2 separate regions of the Homo sapiens genome follow, and region 2 is linked to region 1. A link is a loop called in an ENCODE intact Hi-C map of the cell type or tissue named here. Cell type or tissue: chondrocyte. All regions are shown on one strand. Links, peaks and the distances in the headings refer to the core of each region. The heading gives the core; the rest is flanking DNA. Region 1 has its middle 280 kb from the start of LINC01615. Region 2 overlaps FRMD1 (FERM domain containing 1).

Region 1 (2,903 bases), core at 295-2,794:
TAGAAGGGTTACTCTTCTATTGCACTCGTAGGGCAGAGAGCAGCCTATATAGACTTTGGGTTTTTTTAAAGGTTTTGCTGCAGCACCTAACTTCGAAACTTTGCTTAACTTTTGGAAGCACATGCAGTTCCTCAGAGAGATACTTAATGACTTCTAAAGTAGGTTGCCAATAAGGAAGAAAACCTTTAATCTATAAGGTGAAAAAGGGCCAACTGGGAGCTGGTGCTGTATCATGCCCCTGCTCTGAGATTCTGGGTCTGTTTTCTCATTTGTCAGATAGAGCCACAGGCCAGACAGTGTATGTAAAAGTTCCCTTCAATCTCAAATAACAGTGATTCTATGACTCTAGGTTCATTTATTCTAAATCATTTCAAACTTGTTAGGAGACGGATTTACAGTGCAGTCCATGAAGCTTGAATGTGAGCTCCCTCAGCTGCCGTCTCTTGCAGGGACTCAGGAGGGAAGCTGGACACATGTCTGTCTTCACGGAGTCTGGACAGCTCTCCATCCCCTCCCATGTCCTCTCTGCCGCCATTCCCTGGTGTCTGGTGGCATCGAAGGGATCATGAGGACTTTGAGATCCAATTTGAAAAGAGATGAACTGCAGTAATTTCACTCTGGCATGGTGGGATCCACTCATGGTTCACCATCACGTCTGTGGATAGTTGAATTACTGCTGATCTTCCCAGTGTGGAAGTGGCTTCCAGAACATTCACCCAACCACCGTGTGTCTCACCCGGCCTGTGACAAGAAGGAGCAGGGCCAGAGGTCAGTTCCGACGCAGAAGGGTCCTCCAGGGCCCAGGGGGATGGACAGCCAGGCAGACACAAGGCTCAAAGGCGCCGACCCCGAAGCTGCTCTGCAGGAAATTCTTCCAATCTGTACACCCTAAATTATATGCAGGTTCATCCCCACCTTATCCAAACAAAAGTCCTCGTCTGTCAAGCATCTCCTGTCGAGAATGCAGTACATGCAGCGATAAACACATCACACACAGGAAAAGGCATGTGGCACAAACACAATGGCAATTACTTGTGCAAGGTAGAACTTTTCAGAACCCCAGCGTCGGCAGTGCCGGGCGGGGCTGGCAGTCGGAAAAGCAAGTTCTGCGGCGGACCACGGGTTTAGGCTCACCGCGCAGTCCCAATACAACTCTATTTCCTGCGACTCTGGAAACTGAGTTTTCTTTCTGTTCTCTCTAAGGAAAACAATATTAAAATAGAGATAGCCATTGGCACATGAAAAGGTGGTTGAATAATATGCAGAAAAATTGGGGGAAATGTGTATGTGGGGCCGTTATTCAGTAGAAACATTGTATCACGTTCAGATGGGCCTTGTTGGAGAAGATTTGCTAGGTTTTCAGAACGCGTAGTGTTGTTGAGGTTTCTCTTCTCACTGCAGGCGAGGGCTTCCTGCTGTCCTTCCTGTTTGTAATTCGGTTTTACTTTTCTTACAGGGCTTCCGAAATCATTGAAGTGTCAAAACCTGAATCCACCAGAATGTGTCCATGGAACTGAAAACTATCAGATATTTAGACAGGGTGCGTTAAAGGGCTCACCGTGCGTCCGTTTTATGCCGTAATTATGTGCACAAATAATTGCATGGCCGGCGTCGCGTGAGACGCGGGAAGGACCGGGGAGCGGCAGAACCAGGGCTTCCAATTCCCGTCCGCGTTTAAAGCGCGCCAGCGCCCTCTGGTGCTCAGGCTGCGCAGCGCGCCGGCTCCGCGGGTGCCGCCAAGGGCCGGGGCTGCCTGGGGGCCTGCCCGGGGTTCCAGACCTGCTGGACCGTGCATGGCTCATCAGGCCGGGCCTGTCCAGGGGTTTGAGAACCGCAGACCTGCAGGACTGTGCATGGCTCATTAGGCCGGGTCTGTCCAGGGGGTCCAGACCTGCAGGACCGTGCATGGCTCATCAGGCCGGGCCTGTCCAGGGGTTCCAGACCCGCGGGGACCTTGGCTCCATCAGGCGGGAACCGCCCCGCGGGATTCTGAAAGGATGAATGCATTTTCCTCTTTCTAGCATGGAAGGATTGTTAATTATTTCTTCGTAGTTTTCTGTGCTTCCCTTTCTCCTTTTTGCCTCACCTGCTCTTTCCTCCTGAATCCTGAGTGATTTGGGTAAAGCCAATGGTCGGATTACCTGGGAAGAAGCTGGGAAGCCAAATGTATGAAGAGCGGGGCTTCAGATAGGGGCCACGGAGAGCCCAGGCCCAGGAGGCCTGCAGAGCCTGGGAGGAGGGAGGCTCACCCAGCCCGGGGCCTGGCCCCATGGGGGTCCTGCTGCAGAGGAGGAGGGAGGCTCACCCAGCGCTGGGCCTGGCCCCTGGTGGTCCTCCTGCAGATGTAGCCGTGAGGGCTGCTGACCCCCTCCAACTTCACCGCCTCTCCTGAATCCCAGGCCATCCCAGCCTCGTCTGGCGGTGTGAAGAGTGGATCTGAATTCCAAAGATCTGGGTCTTGCTCTGACTTTCCCCATTTGCTGCAGTTTGAGGAAGTAACGAATTATTTTGGAATCTTCATGTGTGTACATTTTAATTTTTAAAATAAGGGTAAAAAAATTCCACCATTGCAGGTGACTGAAAGTGAGGAGGGAGAGCTTGTGTGGAAGGACATGAAAAATTGCTCTCGGAGCCAACAACTGCTGCTCCCTTCTCCCTGCACCCTCTAGACAGGCGCTGTTCCTGACCCTGTGAAGAGGCAGCGTCATGCGGGGCGATGGGAACACAGAGACTGCAGCATGGACAGACGTTTGTGTTGCAAGCAGACACACACCTCCAGGGTAAATGTTTATTCCAGAGGCACCACCATTCCCACGCCCAGCGAGTGTGCATTCTTTCTGGATTCAGAGCCCCACAGTTGTGTTTGTGAGTCATCAATGGTGAACGGTGGGGCCTTCTGGGGA
Region 2 (2,903 bases), core at 280-2,779, 820 kb before region 1:
GCTCCATTCCCCGACATCTGATAAAACGGCCCCTTGCTGTGCAGATGCGGGATTAGCACGGTGATTCCCGCTGGGTTACAGGCCACAGAGCTTGCATACATCCTCAGAGATGGAGGCCAACCATCCCTTCCTGGTGGACCAGACACTCCAAGGGCAATGGCGGACACAGTGGCTTAGTGACAGGAATGCCTGGCCCTGGGAGGCCCTAGGTGATGTTTTGTGACCCTGGATGGCCCTGGGTGACTGTAGGTGATGCTGGGCGGTCCTGGGTGACTGAGCCCTGGGGCTGGTCCCACCTGATCTCATCACATCCACCGTCAGGGCCGTGGGGACACTCAGAGACCAGCAGAGCTCACGTCCCCTTTCTGGGGCAATGAGGAAGCTCTTCAGGGCCTCATACACAGGGACTGGGCTGGACGCATCCCTCAGGACAGGGTGCTGCATCCTGGGCCAGGTGCACACACAGTCCTACACACAGGGAATGGGCAGGGTGCATCCCTCAGGACAAGGTGCTGCGTCCTGGGCCAGGTGGACACATGGTCCTAGAACACTCTGAATGGCTCTGTCTTCTCACTCCTACTCAACTGAGTATAAAAAGACATGAGTCTAACCCAGGCTTTCTGATGGGAGGGAAGCTGGTAGGACAGGGCTTCCTAGGAGTAGGGGGCTTCCTAGGAGTGGGGGGCTTCCTAGGAGTCAGAAGGCTTCCAAAGAGTTGGGGGAGTTCCTAGGAGTCCACGGGGCTTCTTAGGAGTGTGGGGGGGGCTTCCTAAGAGTTGGGGGGGTCTCTAGGAGTCCAGGGGGCTTCCTAGGAGTGAGGGGACTTCTTAGGAATGGGGGGCTTCCTGGAAGTGGGGGGCTTCCTAGGAGTGGGGGGTTTCCTAGGAGTGGGGGTCTTCCTATGTGTGGGGATGGGATTCCTGGGAGAGGGAGGGGCTCCCTGGAAGGGGAGCTTCCTAGGAGTTTTGTTGGGGGGCTTCCCGGGATGGGGAGCATTCCTTGGGAGGGGGGTTCTTCCTAGGAGTTGGGGGGGTGCTTCCTAGGGGCCAGGGGCTTCCTAGGAGTGGGAGGGGCTCCTGAGATGGGCTTCCGAGAAAGCTAAAGGACCTGGACTCATCTGCAACCCCAAGAGGATCCCACCTCTCCTGTCTCTGATCCCAGCCTGCAGCTGCCCCTTGGCAGGAACAGGAGACTCGGGCACAGCAGGCTGCAGGCAGCTCCTCCCTGCCATCTCTGTTCTTCCGGCATGTTCTGGCACATTTCCTGGGACTCAGGTCACAAGCAGCCCAGCCCCTCACGTCTGGCCACTGGAGGGCAGGCCAGGGCTTTGCTGCCTCGGTGTCCAGGGTCAGCCAAGCTGGGGCTGGCTGGACCACACTCACTGTCCCTGAGGCCTGGGCATCTCCCTCGGGCCCACCTTGGCTGTCACCACGTGTGCTGGGGTGGCTGCGGCTGGTCCTGGGGCTGGAGGACGGCTCCTTCTCATGGAGCCCGTGGACCTCCAAGGGCACGTCCACAGACATCTCTCTGGATTCCCTGAGCCAGGAGTTGGCCTTGATGCCTGACGTGTAGGAACTGCCGTGGCTGTCGGCGGAGTGGCGTGAGAGGCAGTGGGGGCAGTGCTGGCTGCTGACCCCACTGCCCGGGAAGCTCCTGCTGGCCAGGTCCAGCTCCAGCTCATCGCTGATATAGGACTCCCGGTAGTGCTGCTTCTCTGTGGGGAGTGGGGAGCACAGTGAGGGCGAGCTGGAGAGGGACCAGCCCTGCTGATGCAGGAGGAAGAGCCCGGGAGACAGAAATGCACACCCACAGCCCAGATGAGGACGTGGAACAGGCAGGGAGACCAGGCCTGCGGGTAAACGCTGAGGCCAGGCCTTGTGCTCAGGTGAGGACGTGGAACAGGCAGGGAGACCAGGCCTGTGGTAAACGCTGAGGCGAGGCCTTGTGCTCAAGGTGAGGACGTGGAACAGGGAGGGAGACCAGGCCTGTGGGTAAACGCTGAGGCCAGGTCTTGTGCTCAGGTGAGGATGTGGAACAGGGAGGGAGGCCAGGCCTGTGGGTAAACACTAAGGCCAGGCCTTGTGCTCAGGTGAGGATGTGGAACAGGAAGGGAGACCAGGCCTGTGGGTAAACACTGAGGCCTTGTCGGAACCTGCATTTCTTGCTCTTTGTGGGCACATGATGGGAGGAGAAGTGGAAAACAGACCAGGAAACTGAGAAGTGGAAACCTCAGGTGGCTCCTCAAGCTCCCAGCTTCCCCCAGTCCCATCTATAGAATTCCACTCCAGGCAGAGCTGGGGGCCACCACTTCGCCCTTCGACCTCAGCATCTGGGGGACGTGGGAGTCAGGAGGCCACAACAATAAGAGACAGAAGGCATAGTCCGGCCAGAGCCCAGTGTGCCCAGCCTAGCCCAGAAGGCACAGTCCGGCTGCGGAGCCCAGCATACCCAGCCCAGCCCCACCTTCTGCCTCCTCCCGCTGCCGCAGCTGTTGCAGAGTGGGCCGCACGCGGAGGTGGAGCTGGTGGCTGGCGCGCAGCAGGTGCAGCAGGTGCCTGGACCGCCAGGTGCACCCCGTGTAGTAAACCAGCTTCTGTGCTGCGGGCAGCCCATCCAGCTGGATCTCCAGCTTCTTTCCCTGAGCAAACAGGAGAGAAGTTGCCACTCCACAGGTGGAAAACCACGCTAGCCACAGGAAAGGATGATTTTAAATGTCAGCCATGGCCCCCAGGGGGACGAGGCCCAGGTTTTCACTTCGCAGTGCAGATGGCTGTTGGCGGACACTGTGCGCGGACACTGTGCTCTGCTCCGCCCTTGCTTGAGAGGACACAGCCCTCCTGGCTAGAAAGTGCCCGCAGCAGTGTGAGGGGAGTGGAGGTCTGGGGTGGGACAGGAAGACCTCG

Evidence for each region. Peaks named below come from ENCODE experiments on the same cell type or tissue, not always from the same donor. Only the 100,000 strongest peaks of a DNase experiment are listed, where the experiment ranks them.
Region 2: it touches region 1 in a loop (3-fold over the local background); 4 of 110 quality-filtered maps call a loop at or near these places.

The regions. Positions count from the first base shown.
Region 1 is chr6:168,883,115-168,886,017 of GRCh38, forward strand. No RefSeq gene overlaps it. Among named protein-coding and RNA genes, the nearest start is that of LINC01615, 280 kb to the right of the region's middle. In chondrocyte, for the core only: CTCF peaks have their summits at 1,704 (motif pointing left) and 1,955; no DNase peak of the experiment used is centred there.
Region 2 is chr6:168,059,344-168,062,246 of GRCh38, forward strand. FRMD1 (FERM domain containing 1) reads right to left here. Exons shown (of 11, transcript NM_024919.6): 8 at 2,464-2,638; 9 at 1,418-1,714. Among named protein-coding and RNA genes, the nearest start is that of FRMD1, 18 kb to the right of the region's middle. RefSeq lists an enhancer at 1-69. In chondrocyte, for the core only: CTCF peaks have their summits at 1,319 (motif pointing right) and 1,522; no DNase peak of the experiment used is centred there.